Regions from separate parts of the Mus musculus genome. Here region 1 is linked to region 2. A link is a loop called in an ENCODE intact Hi-C map of the cell type or tissue named here. Cell type or tissue: heart. All regions are shown on one strand. Links, peaks and the distances in the headings refer to the core of each region. The heading gives the core; the rest is flanking DNA. Region 1 has its middle 57 kb from the start of AU015836. Region 2 has its middle 64 kb from the start of AU015836.

What was found. A loop is a pair of places that touch in the nucleus more often than their neighbours do. Peaks named below come from ENCODE experiments on the same cell type or tissue, not always from the same donor. Only the 100,000 strongest peaks of a DNase experiment are listed, where the experiment ranks them.
Region 1: a loop joins it to region 2, with 3 times the contacts of the local background. A loop is called at or near these places in 4 of 42 quality-filtered maps.

Annotation. Positions count from the first base shown.
Region 1 is chrX:93,907,380-93,915,608 of GRCm38, reverse strand. No RefSeq gene overlaps it. Among named protein-coding and RNA genes, the nearest start is that of AU015836, 57 kb to the left of the region's middle. In heart, for the core only: a CTCF peak has its summit at 4,199 (motif pointing right); no DNase peak of the experiment used is centred there; H3K4me3 peaks cover 445 bases; H3K27ac peaks cover 353 bases; H3K27me3 peaks cover 571 bases.
Region 2 is chrX:94,028,562-94,036,790 of GRCm38, reverse strand. No RefSeq gene overlaps it. Among named protein-coding and RNA genes, the nearest start is that of AU015836, 64 kb to the right of the region's middle. In heart, for the core only: a CTCF peak has its summit at 3,636 (motif pointing right); no DNase peak of the experiment used is centred there; H3K27me3 peaks cover 873 bases.

The DNA.
Region 1 (8,229 bases), core at 2,166-7,165, 120 kb after region 2:
GCCCTGGTGGCACAGGCACAGGAGAGCTGGTGGGCTGACCAACTCAGCTACCACCCAGACCCAAATCCCATTCATGGACTGCTGGAGCATTTGAATGGGCTAATCCTGCAGAACCAAAGCTGCAGGATCTTCATGACACAGGGCAACAACAGGATATCCAAGAGGAGTCCTGGTGAGCATCCAGTGTTGATAGTGTAGCAGAAGCCAGAGGCCTCAAACCAGACCAGTGACTCACTGCACTGAACATTCGCAAGTAAAGCTGTTTGGACAAAGGATATACTCTTGTGACACACCGTAACACACCTCAGTTTCCATGGTGAGATTTTTAAAAACATTTGTTTTAATTCAATTTTTTTAATTTAAAAAATTTTGTTTTCCTTGGTGATGAGGTTGTGAGAGCAGAGGGCAGATATGGAGGGCAGGGAGATGAGTAGGATTGGGTAAATGATAGGAAATTCATGAAGATTCAATGAAAAGTTTAAAAATAAGGTAGATGGTATCTGGAAGAGACAGCTGAGGTTACCCCAATGTCCATGTTCCTCCAACTCCCAATACATATACACACATATAAAAATACATGATGTAAATTTAGATTTGTAGAAAACTTACAGCAGATCCAGGAGGCTGGGGAAATGGCTCAGTGGCTAAGAGTGCTTGCAGCATTTCCAGAGGACCCACATTATTTTCCCAGAGTCTTTGTCAGGTGGCTTACGACTACCATAATCATGGCTCCAGGGGACCCAACTCCCTTCTCACTTCTTCAGTATCTGCATGCATACACACAGGCACACATGTACACATAAATAAATAATGAATCTGTTTAAAATGCAGATTCATTTCTCAAGTGCACTCATATTTTTTCTGGTAAGTGAATCAAGTACCAATTTTTAAATTTTATTTTATTTTATTTTATTTTATTTTATTTTATTTTATTTTATTTTATTGTGAGATAGGTTCTCTCCTCCTAGCCCTGTTTGTCCGGGTACTCCCTCTGTAAACCAGGCTGGCTTCAAACTCAGAGATCTGCCTGCCTCTGCTTCTCGAGTACTGGGATTAAAGGTTTGTACCACCATGCGTGGCAATTTTAAAATTTTAAAATAATTGTAGATAAACACATTTTAAATTTAGCTATTTTCACTAGCTGTCTTTTGAGTGCTTGGCCACATGTGGCTAGTGGGTTTTTTGTTTTGTTTTGCTGGGCAGTGTCACTGGCATCCTGGAGATGAGGGAGCAAAGTCAAATACAGAAACAGTCTCAAGCATGAATTGGATGCTAGAGCTTGACATTGGAGTTGATCATTAAGGATCACAGTAAGAGCAATGGTTCTATGCTTGGGTGACCTTGAAATCCTTACAGTCTGGGGTTACTTGGGCTGTGATCTGCAGAAATCGAGGGGCCCCAGAAGTGAACTAAGCAGGGTGAAAGAAAATGGTTTGGAAAAGCTCTGCACAACCATATGCAAAATGCCCAGGAAGGGGATTCTAACCATTCTAGCAGTTAACTAAAGCTCACAGATTTCATCTTCCCAGGAGCTTGGGAGCCTGGGGTGGTGGGGTTGGGGGAGACAGAGAGAAACAGAGAGATAGACAGAGTACTCCTGTTTATCTGTCTTCCAGGTTTCCAGTTCTTTCTACACAGCTGATACCAGATTAGTCATGAGTGGAGAGGTGGTGTTAAATAGGAGGTTAGCTCCAACCGCAGCAACATCTGTGTACTGCTTCTGATTTTATTAAGTATGTTACATTAATACAGTATAATATAGCAGATCTAAGGAACAACAAGCAGGCATTGATGAGGTTCCTGAAATGGTATAAAGATAATAGTGATGGTTAACTGATGATCCAGATATAAAGAAAGTGGCTGTGATAAACTCCAGATAAGCCAGTTTAGGACCTGCCAAAAACAGGATGGAAGGGAAAGTGGGAGAAAGTGGTCCATGCTGCTAGAGAGGTTAGATTAAAGCAACTTCAAGACTCCAAGGGAACATGCACAGAATACTCTTATCCTTTCCTTTACTGAATTTTCAACACCTTTAAGGGTACTTAAACACCTATGAATATTTTTGTATCTTATATATCTATTTGGACTGGATTCTGGGTAAAATGGGCTTCCAAGAAAAGCACACCCCTTTCCTGGAAGTGCTTACCATGGGAAAGGTACAAGGGAAGGGACAACAGGTAGTAGATTGATGCCAACCCCATGCGTGCTAGGATTGGGGTTTTGGTTGCTCATCTAGATCCACTTTTTTCCCATAAAGAGTTTGCTCATGCTTCCTTGCTTGATCAAATTAAACCCTCCCTCTGCTCGATCTATTACTGTGTCCTATCTGAATTCTTCTCTTTGGGGAGCACAAGAACCAAGATTGCTGCTGGGGTGGAGATCCAAGGAAACTGGAGACCTCCCCCATAGCAATAGAAGGTGGATTCTGGGTACAGGAACACTTATTATATTAGTTGGTCTACTTTCATATGCATTCAAATATATTGTACACACATATAGCTCTTTGAACAGCCGAGTATCTGAGGTTCTAAGAGCCTCATGAACAAACCTTTCCCCAACCCAGCCTTAACTTGCTGGACCCAAGCCCTTGACTTGCCCTTCTGTCTTGCACTCCCTGCCTTACAGGCAGGCAGCAAAGGGTGTTCGAGTTAATTGTTAAATTCAGTTCAACAAGTTCCTCATTAGGGACAAATTACCTGAGTTTGAAATCTGCTAATTTTCCAATCAGAGTGAGTGTTTGCACTTGTGATTTGGAAATAATTACCATATGGTAAAAGCAAAACCTATGTGGGGATTAAAGTAAAGGTGAGGGAGGACAGGGGCTTATTTTGAAGCCTTTCTTGGAGCCCACGTTAGCATATGCAGATTAGTTAAGGTGGCTTAGTGGTTGGCTGGGAAAGCTCACCTGTAGTGGTTTTGGGCAAAGGATGTTCACTTCTAGCACACCCCTTTCCTGGAAGTGCTTACCATGGGAAAGGTTCCTGAAAGATGACCATGGCCTTTGATGGAAGAGTAGTAGGGCTAGAATTGGGCCATGGGAAGAGAACCTTTTGAATTTAGCTATTTAATCTAAAACTACCCTTATATGCTCAACAGATTTGTTCTCAATCTGAGGCTTCTATGTGGGTGACAGGATGTTTCTTTGGGGGCAGAAGCAGCGAGTCTTCAAAGCCTCTGGATGATCTCATAGCATAGCAGGGAATTGGAAGGATTATGGAGAGAAATTGTCACAGTCTCAATTAGTACATCACTTCTGTTAACAGGTTTGGACATTCCCACCCCCACCTCCCCAGGAAAGAAAACCTTTGAAGTCATTTGTTAGCCAAGCCAGAAAATCTCCCCCTGACACACAGCTTCTGAAACCAGGAGCCAGGAGAATCCTGACGAGAGAAGGCCAAGGGAGGTGGAGCACAGGGGCCACCCTGGGCTACAGAATGAGACTGTCTCAACCCCACCCCACCCCGGAAATATAAAACAAAACAAAAACGAAAACCATAAAACAAAAACCAAACAATCCCCTCGAAAAAATGAATATAAGGAATGCTGACATGGCTAATCATCAATCCAGACTCAGTGATCGGAGCTCCAAGTTTGGTAGTGAATTTCCTGGACGCTCGGGTGCAGCAAAGAAACGTGAGCAGCCACACAGCTCCGCTCGCTCTCTCGTCAGAGAGAGGAAGAAGCAGAACTTCTCAAAGGACACGAGGATTCTCCTGGCTCCTGGTTTCAGAAGCTGTGTGTCAGGGGGAGATTTTCTTTTTGCCTTTTGCCATAGGCTTCTTCAGGTCTTTCTCCCAATAAAGATACGTAGGAACTGACAGCAAGCGTCCTAAGGGAAAGGTCCTTTTCCAGATCGGATGCTGTGACCCACCCCACCCCACCTCACCACACCCCCAGGCTCGCCTAGAACTTGTGATCATGCAGTTCTTGCTTCCTGCTTGCTGGGATTAGAAATGTAAACAACCTGGTCTGCCCTGTATTTATTTAGCTTTAAGCTGGGTTTCTCCTCTTCTGCGGCCACCCATAGGATAGCCCTGTGCTATTGCATACTGGGCCTCGGTGATGCCCGAGGTCCCTTTTCCACATTCTGAAAGCAATGGGTCAGGGGATTAGAGGGAAAGCCACGTTCTGGTTTTCAGCCATGTAGACCTCTCAGATCCACGAGGTAGCTCCAGTTCAGATATCTGTAGTCCACTAGGGGGCACCAGACTCCAGGTTCGCGCTCCCTGCAATCCCAGAGAGCATTTCCAAAGTTCACCCAACAATCCTCCCTAAAGCAGTCCCGATGGATCTCTGTAGTTCTGCTAGTCAGGGCGGGGAGCTAAACGCCAGCGTCCCCTTCCTGTAAGTCTCTCTCCCACCCCGAGCCACGACCATCGTGCTCTTCCACACACACACCGCGTAGTTTGGCAGCATCAAACAGCTGTGCAGGCCTCTGCCGGTCCCCCTCCCTTATAGCTCACTCCCTGCATGAGGAAGCAACCTCTCACCAGGAGCACAACAATGCCTCCCCTCTCTGTCCTCTAGTGTCAGCTGAGGTTGCAAAGGGGTGCTGGTGATGGAGGGAAGGGTTGGAAGAGAACAGCCGATTCCACTGTCTCTTCATAGTCTTCGAGAAACATGTTTGTAAGATGGTTTGCAGCCTTATGTGCACGAGAATGTGTACACACACACACAGACAGACAGAGACAGACAGAGATAGACAGACAGACAGAGACAGATGGACAGACACACACATACATACACAGAGACAGAGGCAGACAGAGATAGACACACACACAGATACAGAGAGACAGAGAGACAGAGACAGATGGACAGACACACACACATACATACACAGAGAGACAGAAGCAGAGACAGAGATAGACACACACATACATACACACACACATAAACACACACACACACACACACACACACAGAGAAAGAGAGAGAGAGAACTTGCAACGTCCGCACCTTTGTCTCCTAAGAAGACTTTGTCCTTCCAGTGGGAAGATACAGAAAGAAATCAGAAGCCTAAAGACAATGGGACAGTTTTTTCTACAATTTCTTTTCATTACACTTATTTGTGTGTGTGCACATGCATGAGTGTGCACGTGGGGATCAGAGAACCCCTTCTTCTACCATGTGGGTCATCAGGCCACTTTGGGTTATCTTCCTGGTTCTGGACAGTTTTGCGAAAGACTGTTTTTTGGCAATCTCAACTAAGAGTTTATTCAAGAGACTTCTATGTATGTTCTGTCTAAATTGTGTAAGAGCTTATGTGAATGTAGCTTTAAAGCAAATCCCTTAATGCCCTGCCTCCTTCACTGCAGGGTTGCTCTTGGAGCAGAAGTGGCCCCATATACAACTCTTGGCACTTCTTCCACTGGAGGGGAGAGGAGGAGAGTGAAGGTGATTTAAACAAATGTTACTTACAGCGATGTATCTCCTCAGGTTCTTTGAGAATCTAGATGTTTTAAAGCTATTACAGTAATTACTGTTAGAAAACTATGACTTTTGGAGCTTCCATTCTGGAGGTCTTTGTGGTTACCAGGAATGATAAGGTCCAGGGAAGAGAAGGAAGACAAGAGAGGGGGAAGGGAGAGGGGAGAAGGGAGGGAGGGAGGGAGAGAGAGAGAGGAGAGAGAGGAAGGAGAAAAATGAGAGAGGGAAGAGAGAGAGGGGACAGAGAGGGAAAGAGGGAGTGTGCTGGTTTTATGCTAATTTGGCACAAACTTAAGTCACCCATAAAAATCAGGCTGTAGGCAAGTCTGCAGAGCATTTTTTAAAATTAATGATTGATGTGCGAGGGCACAGCTTATTGTGGGTGGTGCCATTCAAGGGCTGTGGTCATTGGTTCTATAAGGAAGAAGGCTGGACAAGCCATGAGGAGCAAGCCAGTGAGCAGTTCCATGAGCTCTGCATCAGCTCCTGCCTTCACGTTCTTGCCTTGTTCAGTCTTCTGTCGTGACTTGTTCAATGATGAACAGTGATGTGGAAGTATAAGCCAAATAAACGTTTTTATCCCTAACTTACTTTTTAGCCGTGCTGTTTCATCTCAGTATCAGTATCCCTAACTTGGACAGGGAAGGAGAGAGGAAATAGAGAGGAGGGGAGGGAGGAAGAGAGAAAGAGGACAGATAGAAGGGGAGGGGGGAAGAGAGAGGAGAGAGAAGAGGAGAAGGAGGGGAGGGGGAGAGGGGAAAGTGACGGGAAGGAGGAGGGAGGAAGAGATTGGGTGAAAGAGAAAGAAGAGGGGAGAGAGATGGAGAGGGGGACAAGACAGAAAAGAGATAGGAGAGAGGGTGAGAGGAGAGAGAAGAATGTGTGTGTGTGTGTGTGTGTGTGTTTGTGTGTGTGTTTGTGTGTGTGTGTGTGTGTGTGTGTGTGTTGGGAGGGAAGGAGGGAGAGAGAGAGAGAGAGAGAGAGAGAGAGAGAGAGAGAGAGAGTATCCAGCATAGATGTTTCAGTGGTCTTAGTGTCCTAAAGTCCCTCTGGCCCTTCAGATGAGGGTTTGTATATTTCCTGCCTTGGCTTTTTTATTAGCTGATATAGAGGTCAAACTATTTCCTTGGAAACAAGATCCTGTAGAATCCAGTAATTCCTAAATACCCTCGATGTCTAAGTTTTCTTGGTAAAGGGAAAGGAGAGGTAGGTGACACATGGTCTTCATTCAGTTTCCCCTTCCTTTGAATAGGTGCACTTCTAAGTATTAGACTGACGACCGCACAATTGGACTTTCTTTTTGAATGAATACCTTTTACCTATATCGGCTAAGAATTTCAGGAGTGCCTTAGTTCTTTCTTGGGGATCTTTTTCTCTGGGTTCACAAAAATAGAAGTTGCCTACAATTTGGAGAACTTAGGTTTGAGGGTTGGAAAAGGGGAACAGGTCCCTAGATAAGGCCTGGCAAAATAAATGAGGACTCTCCCTGAATCCCTTGGGTAGGACTATCAGGTGAATTGGGTAACCTGGGAGGCTAGGCCTTCAAAACCAAATAGGTATTAGGACTCAGGGTGTAAAAAGGAGAAAGAAAAACACATTGTTCAAGTGCAATAGTGGCATTATGTTCTGGGGACTAAGCAACAGCTGCCTGATTGGACTTAAGCCCACCAAGTGAGAGTTACTCATGCTTAGTACTCGGAACTGAGCCAACTTACTCGTGACTGGTACTCATGCTTAGTACTCGGAACTGAGCCAACTTACTCGTGACTGGCCATGGAACCTAGAGAACTACTACTGCCACACTTTCCTAAGTCATAATTTCCAACTGCAGTCTAAATACTGATTCTTATATCCACAGATAAGCTCTCGCCTGTTATCAAAGACGCTTCTTTTTGTAGCAGGCATTAAACCATTACAGAGCCATAAATGATCAAAAATTCAGTGCACATCAGAACCCTATACACAGAAGGCCCAGGGAACATCTCAGACAAGAGGACATAAAATAAGAGACAATGGACTGGGGTGTCTGCTGTGAGATAGTATCTTCTATATATGACAGGGAAGGTATACCCATGAAATCTCAACGATATGGTTACCTAAACAACACCTGCATAATGATGACACCAAAATGTGAATGGGGGAATCTCAGAAGGCCACCCCCGTAGACGAAGAGGTACTGGCAATTAATGACTACAGATAGAGGGAAAACCATCTTTCTCCAGGGACAGGCCCCAAATATGTTATCCAATATAAACATATATACATTTGAGCAACATTAAATGAACTAGGCAGGTTGTATTTATATACGTACTCACTTATATGTGCATGTAACAATAGTTAAAGGAAAAGAGGCCATGAATTTGAGGAGGAGTAGCAGATTGAAGAGAGAAGTGAGGGATTAGTGATGTAAATACAGTACATATATATGAAGTTCAAAAAACAAATGTAAAGGGTGATCTTTTTAAATATAAAACAGTAAACCTTGGAATCCCCTAGGGTCTGAGGCAAGAGAGCATATAGGTTGGAGACCACAGGTGAAGTGGTGTTAAGCTTCATTAATAATTCTGAGGTCTTGGTCTAGCTGTTGTTTTAGACTGGCTATGAGTTTGTCTTACAATATATTCTGGATGTGGTTCCCACCCCCAACTCCTCCCAGATCCTCTGTACATCTCCAAATACCCAACCCTTTCTTGTCCTCTCTGTTTAGAAAACAAATAGGCAAAAAAGCTGATTTTTTAAAAAAGAGAAAGAGCAAGAAGCACCTACACAGAGACACATAAAAACAAAATCTATAAAAACACA
Region 2 (8,229 bases), core at 1,037-6,036:
ACATTTTGCACTATCTGGAAACATTACTTTTGGTAGTCATAACTTGGGATGGAGAATGTTGCTGATGTATAGTGGACAGAGACTAGGAACTCTGCTAAAGATCCCACATGCCACAGGACAGCCCCACATGACAAGAAATTATCTGGGTCCTAGGGGCTGGAGTGATGGTTCGATACTTAAAAGCACTGGATGGTCTTAAGGAGGACCTGTGTTCAATTTCCAGCACTCACATGGCAGCTCACAAACCTCTGTAACCCCTCTTCCAGGGGATCTGACACCTTCACACAGACACACATGTGCTCAAAACACTAGTGCACATAAAATAAAAATAAATTCTTTTAAAAAGAGAAATTGCCAGGCAGTGGTGGTTCATGTCTTTAATCCCAGCACTTGGGAGGCAGAGTCAGGTGGATTTCTGAGTTCAAGACCAGCCTGGTCTACAGAGTGAGTTCCAGGATATCCAGGGCTACACAGAGAAACCCTGTCTTGAAAAACCAACCAAACAAACAAATAAATAAATAAACAAATAGAAATTATCTGGTTCCCAAATGTCTGTTGCATGAATGTTGAGAAATTCTAGTTTAATTCACATAATCCACTAAATTTGACATGTAACAACAGTAGGAGGAGCAAACACACAGGCAGAGATGGACATATGAAAAAATATGAATAGTTCAAAGATATCTGGGTGGCTGGGTGGTGGTGGCGCACGCCTTTAATCCCAGCACTTGGGAGGCAGAGGCAAGCAGATTTCTGAGTTCAAGTCCAGCCTGGTCTACAAAGTGAGTTCCAGGACAGCCAGGACTACATAGAGAAACCCTGTCTCAAAAAACCAAAACCAAAACAAAAACAAAACAAAAAAACAAAAACAAAAACAAAGACATCTGGGAAGGTCAGGATGCTAGGCTGAAGGGCCGAGTACTCACCTAACAGGGATGCTCTAACCATACACTACCACATCATTTGTGAACTCCACCAGGTACTGGACACAGACCCATGACTCGAACCCGTGATGCTGAGGACCAGATTTGGAGCTCTGGATGGCAGATGCCAATGCTACCCTTGCTAGAAAGTATAGAGTGCAGTCCGTGCATTTCCCACTCCTTTCCATTTCTCACTCTTGAGTCAGATGCTCAGTGGATGAGCCCTAGATTGTATGTGAAGTCTGCAAGTGAAACAAGAAAGAGGGTCTTCTGACTTCTAGCAGGGAGGCAAGAGTAAAGAGGGGCATTCCAAAGGTGCACAGAAGCTAGGATCATTAGCAGAATCCCCTGACAGTATGTTGTAAGACACTTGCTAGAAGCAGAATTTATCATGCCTACAGAGTAACAGGTGGGACTGACTTTATAACAGTTTACTAACTCTTCCATGAGCACATTTGGATTATTTTTAGTTTTTTTCTTTAAACTTAAGCAAATTGATAGAGTGCTTGCCTAGCTAGCATGCACAAGACTCTGTTCCATGCCCAGCACCACAAAACCAGTGTCTTTGTTGCTTTTCTGTTGCTGTGATAAGACACTGTGACCAAGGTAACTTAAAGAAGAGAGTTTATTTGGCGTTTACAGAGGGTTGCTGTAGAACTCACATCTCCATCAACAAGCACAAGGGGGTGGAGAGAGAGAGAGAGAGAGAGAGAGAGAGAGAGAGAGAGAGAGAGAGAGAGAGAGAGACGAGAACTATGAATCACAAAGCAGCCCACTTCCAGTGACACATCTCCCCTAACAGGGTGAGCCTCCTAATCCTTCCCAACTGGAAAGTTAGTTCCACTAACTGGGGATCAATTTTCAAGTACATGGGGACCATTCTCATTCAGACCACCACAGCTGGGCATGGTAATGCATTCCTGTAACCTTAGCACTGGGGCACTCGGCAAAAGGATCAGAACTGCAAGGTCATCCTTGGCTATTGTGCTGGCTAGTCTTAATGTCAACCTGACACACGAACTAGAGTCATCTGAAAGGAAGGAACCTCAGCTGAGAAAATGCCTCCGTAAGATCTGGCTGTAAGGCATTTTTAAAAATTACGGGGCAGTGGGGCATGGGCCTGGTCCGTGGTGGGCGGTGCCACCCCTTGGCTAGTGGTTCTGTGTTCTTTAAGAAAGCAGGCTGAGGGGGCTGGAGAGATGGCTCAGCGGTTAAGAGCACTGACTGCTTTTCCAAAGGTTTTGAGTTCAAATCTCAGCAACCACATGGTGGCTCACAACCATCTGTAATGAGATCTGACGCCCTCTTCTGGGGTGTCTGAAGACAGCTACAGTGTACTTAGATATAATAACAAATAAATCTTAAAAAAAAAAAAAAGGAAAAGTAAGCAGGCTGAGCAAACCATGGGAAGTAAGCCAGTAAGCAGCATCCCTCCATGGCCTCTGCATCAGCTCCTGCCTCCAGGTTCCTACACTGTTTCAGTGCCTGTCCTGACTTCCTTCAGTGATGAACAGTGCTGTGGAAGTGTAAGCCAAATTAACCCTTTCCTCTCCAACTTGCTTTGGTCATGGTGGTTTGTTACAGAAAATTTGAGGCCAGCCTACAAGACACTGTCTAAAACAAAACAAAAACCTTAGACGAAATGATACTGATGTTATCTATCTAGAGCCAGAGAAATTCACCTTAAGTGTGGTAGCATATACTTGCAATTTCGGCTACTTAGAAAGTTCAGAAAGGAACACTGTGAGTTTGAGGCCACCCTGGGTAGTATAGTGAGACCCTGTCATCTTTTTCAAAAGATAGGGATTCACTATGTATACCTGGCTGTCCTGGAAATCACTATGTAGAAAAGGCTGGCCTTAAATTCACAGACACCTTCCTGCCTCTGCCTTCTGAGTGTCAGGATTAAAGGAATGAGCCACCATGCCCAGCTCTTGTCACACAACAACAACAACAACGACAACAACAACAGAAATTCAAATTAAATAAACTTTAAAAGGAAATTTTAGGACTAGTCAGGTGGTTTCAGGGGTTAAGAGCACTGGCTGGTCTCCAGAGGACATGGGTTCAAGGCTCAGCACCTGCAGCTCCATGGGCTCTAACGTCCTCTGCTGGTCTTTACAGACACTACATGCACATGGCACATAACACATAAAGGCAAAAAATAAAGATACACAATGAAAACAGATAAACCTTTAAATAAGAGAAAAAGTGATTTTATTTTGGAGATTATAACCTAAAAGAAATAACTACTCCAGCTTATCATACAGAAATATTCCCTATGCTATTAGTTATGACTAGTGAAAACTGGAAATAGCTTAAGCATATAAAACAAGAAATAACCAATTTGGGATATGATAACAAACTTGTAAGATTTTCTGAGATGCTATTACTTCCAAATATTGGCATTATCTGCATCATCTGCCTGGTAGCCTGATAACCTGAGTGTGACTCCTGTGACCCATGTGGTGTACGAAGAAAACAGATTCCAGCAAGTTGTCTTCTGATACACACACACACACACATTTTAAAAGCTCCAATTATACTGCTTATAACAGTGTAAAATTTAGTATTTGCATTCCAAAGCTCGTAAACTTTCTTCTCAGTTTGGTTTGTAAAGTTTTTTAGAAGAGAAAAATATAAGGAAATTGGTTTCCCTTTCATTTTAACAGGTTTCGTCTATCTTGCAGCAAGTGGACGAGCTTCCCCAATAGGTGGCAGTACGGGATAAGAGCAGGTAGAAAGTTAGCCAGGCAGCGCCTCGAAGCCCTGCTTCACAAACATTCGCCGGAATTGTAATGATCTTGCTAAAACAAAGCCTGTTGGGCCCTGCATTCAGAGTTTTTGAGTTAGGAAGTGTCTTAGCCTGTTTGTGCTGCTATAACAAAATACCCGACAGTGGGTAATTCAAAGAGAAGTGACGAAAACGAGGCCCAGTAAATGAACTGAGCAAAGGTCATGTGAACGTACAGAGACTGAAGCAGCAAGCACAGGCTCCTCTGCCTATATATCATGGCTTCCAGTTGTTGTTGTTGTTTTTGAAATTCCTAAGTGTGTGAATGAGTGGGTCTGATGTGTGTGTGTGTGTGTGTGTGTGAGAGAGAGAGAGAGAGAGAGAGAGAGAGAGAGAGAGAGAGAGAATTCATGTTGTAGGTCAGAAGACAACTTTGTGGAATCGATTCTCTTCTACCACCTTTTGTAGGTTCTGGAGATAAAACTCAGGTTGCCAGCAAGTGCTTTTACCAATTTCCCTGTCACCCCATCCATTTTTGAGACAGGGTCTTGAACTTGTGATTGTCTTGCCTCAGTCTCCCAAGTGGTGCGATTATAGGCACATACCACCATGCCTGACCTTTATGTGAATTTGTGAGAGAGCATATTCAAATCATAACAGTGGGTTTTGGATCGGACTACCTTCCCAGGTGAAACTGATGCCATGAGGTGGGGGCACCCTTGAAAGGCACACTTCATGGAGAACATAGGATGTCTCTCTTTCCTCATTGCACCATCACACTGCCATTCTCACCCCAAGTCTGTTTGTTTTTGAGACAGTGTCTCTCTACATAGCCCTGGCTATCCTGGAACTCACTATATAGACTAGGGTGGCCTTCAACTCAGAGGTCTGCCTGCCTCTGCCTCCTGAGTGCTGGGATTAAAGGCACAAACCATTTCTGACATACTGCTTTCGCTGGTTTTGTGTGTCAACCTGACATAAGTTAGAACCATCAGAGAGGAAGGAGCCTCCATTGAGGAAATGCTGTTGAGCCAAATGAGATCCAGCTGTCAGGCATTTTCTCAATTATTGATCAACAAGGGAGGTCCCTGCCCATGGTGGGTGTTATCTACCTGGGCTGGTGTTCTCAGATTGTATAAGAGAGCAGGCTGAGCAAGCCATGAGGAGCAAGCCAGTAAGTTGCACTCCTCCATGGCCTCTGTACTAGCTTCTGCCTCCAGGTTCCTGCTCTGAGTTCCTGCCCTGACTTCCTTCAGTAATGAACTCCAATGTGGAAGTGTAAGCAAAATAAGCCCTTTCCTCCCTAACTTGCTTTTTTGGTCATGGTGTTTTGTCACAGCAATAGAAACCCTGACTAAGACACATACTCATCCCGTTTTGATAGAGGAGCTAGAACAGCCATTCAGAGACTGGGGCACTTTTTATGGTTCGAATCTGAGCTGTTCCTTCACATGTGAACACTTGCTCCTCAGTTGATGGCACTGTTTTGGAAAGCTATGGACACTTTAGAGGTAGAACCCAGCTGGCAAAGTCATTAGAGGTGGGACTTTGAAGGTTATAGTCTTTCCTGGTTCTGCCCTGTGTTCTTGGCTACCTGGTCCTGGCCATAAAAACAGCTTTCTCTGCTTCATTCTCTTTTTGTTTTTAAATATTTATTTATTGCATCTAAATACACTGTAGCTGTCTTCAGACACACCAGAAGAGGGCATCAGATCCCATTATAGATGGATGTTAGCCACCATGTGGTTGCTGGGATTTGAACTCAGGACCTCTGGAAGAGCAGTCACTGCTCTTAACTGCTGAGCCATCTCTCCAGCCCTCTGCTTCATTCTTGAGGTTCAAATTATAAGCTCTCAGCATTCAGTACCCATCACTATGCCTGTTGCCTTTTGTCATACCTTCCCATCATGATGGACTCCTAAAGTCCAGAACTGTAAGCACAAATAAACTCTTTCCTCTGTAAGGTGCTTTAAGAGTCACTGTCTTGGGGCTAGTGAGATGGCTCAGTGGGTAACAGCTTCCGAAGGTCCTGAGTTCAAATCTCAGCACCTACATGGTGACTCACAACCACCCGTAATGAGATTTGACTCTTTCTTCTGGAGTGTCTGAAGACAACTACAGTGTACTTATGTATAATAATAAATAAATCTTTGGGCCAGAACGAGTGGGGCCAGCCAGAGCGAGCAGAGGTCCTAAAATTCAATTCCCAACAACCACATGAAGGCTCACAACCATCTGTGCAGCTATAGTGTACTCACATACATAAAATAAATAAACAAATCTTTACAAATAAAAGAGTCATAGTGTTTTATCACAGTCACAGAAAAGTAATTAACCACTCCCCCTCACCACAATAATCGCGTTGAAACCATGAACCTAAATAACCATTTCTCTTCTGTCAGTTATTTTGGTCATAGCAACACAAAAATCAGGGACACAGACACTGCACAGACCAATGTTTCTTCTGGCAGCCTGATCTTCCATAGCCCCTTTGATCTGAAGGAAGCAAATGAACAAGATAGAGGGGAATCCCTTTCCCCCACTGCCTCCTGGAGGCACTCCCAGGCCTCACTGTGAGGCCCATCGCTGGGGAACTTGTATCCTGCAAACATCTGGGAGTCTGGTCTGCCTTCCCCTCCATTTGGGGCGGGGCACATGGATTTTACTGGGAACTGGGGGAAGCCTTTAATAAATGCAGGCAAAGCCCAGCGGTTTGTTCTCTCTCTGTCCCCTCAAGCTTTCCTCATTTTCTCTCCTTCCTGCGTCCTAGCAGCTCACCTTGCCCTACTTAACAAGGGTGAATGACATTTATGCTCCTGACCAGGAAGCGCACGTAGTACTTGTGTGCTAAATTCCATCCCTTGTCCTGAATCCCTGCTGTGCTCCTGTTTACGGGACCACTCCCATCAGCACATGGGTGTGCTGTTAATGCTTCTATGTCTAACCGTATGGTCCTTTCTGTTGTTCACCACCTCTGATTTTTCCGTTTCTTATTCTTCCATGAGCCCTGATTAGATTTTGCCCTGATACTTCAAGCTATAAACAGACTTGGACCTCCTACCAGGACATTCCTCTCTTCCTGGGACTGTTACTGTGCTTATTCAAGCCACTCACCTGGATCTCTGAAATACACCTCACCCCACCAAATTGTCTTTGCTTCTGTTCTTGACCACCTGTAGTTCCTTCTCTTAAAACTTCCTTTACTTTTATTTGTGTGCACGTGTGCATCTGTGTGAGAGTGTGTTAACCACAGTGCATGTGTGGAGGCCAGAGAACAATGTCCCAGTCCTAGGAATTGAATTCAGGTCATCAGTCTTGGTGATAAGTGCCTTTACTCACGGAGCCATCTTGAAGGCTCCTTATCCTGACCCATGGGACCTAGTTATTCGGGGGTCGAGGGGGGTCAAGCCTGAAGAGAAACAGGCAGAAGCAAGCGGCAGCCAGTCGGGGATTATGGTAAAGAGCCTCCTCCTCCAAGGTGGCTGTGTCCCCTGGATCTAAGGGCTCTTTGGCTGGGGGTCTTTTAAAGACCAGATTAATTAAAGGCATATCAGAAGGAGATGGGCCCATCGGGAGGGGAGGATAAAGAGAAGCCAAGGGATTGGGTGGCGGGGCCTCAGATATGTCTATAATGACCGAGGAAGGTTTTGAAGGGTTCCTTTTGGAGGAAAGAGAGGTCACTGAGGCCCCCTGAGACAAGGGGCGGAGACAATATTCAGCGACTGACAAAAGTTGCTGTTTATCAGGGTCGTCAGTTGTGCCTTCCACTACATCACGAATGAGTCCCCAGTAAGAGAAAATAGTTGCAGGGACAGCATTGGGGCCCTGACTGGTCAATTTTTCATTTAATTCTCTTTGCCATTTTTTTATGGTAGATCTCTGGCCCATCAATGATAAACCAGGGGCATGTCTGATCTATAAAAATAAAAAATTTTATCAAATCTTTCTTCTTAACTCTAACTCCCCTTTCCCTGAGAGAAGCTTTCAGGTCTCTGATGAAGACTGCTTTAGACAATTTATGGCCCATTTCTATGGGATGGAGAAATGTCAACTTACCGAGACGACTTTCTCTCATGAGCATTGAGAGCGTTCCTCAACTTCGTAGCAGCTACCTTCTCTGGAGGGTGGGCCCCGTCCTGTGAGGGTCTGTACCTTGAGCCTCATGTTGGGCGCCTCCCGACCCCTGGGACCTAGTTATTCAGGAGGCCAAGGGGGACCAAGCCTGAAAGAGAAACGGGCGAGAAAAGGGAACAAGGCCAAGCAAAGGGTTGTCAAGGTCTACTTTAATGGAGGCTGGAAGCCTGATTATAAGCATACAGTGAGAGGAAATAGGGAGGGGCTGAGGGGGAATGATCAAAACACAGAGAGGGACCAACATCTGGGGCAGATGCTGAGTGCAGGCTTGAAACATCTTGTGGCTTATCTTTGGATGCTGATTCTGCCCAAACAGCCCCAGGTGTCTGGCCAAGACAAGGGTCAGTTGGTTCTCACAATCAGCCTTGTGTGAAGGAGGGGGTGGCTCGGCTCCCAACAAAGGATCAATTGATTCTCAGGTGGGAGATGTTGAAGGTC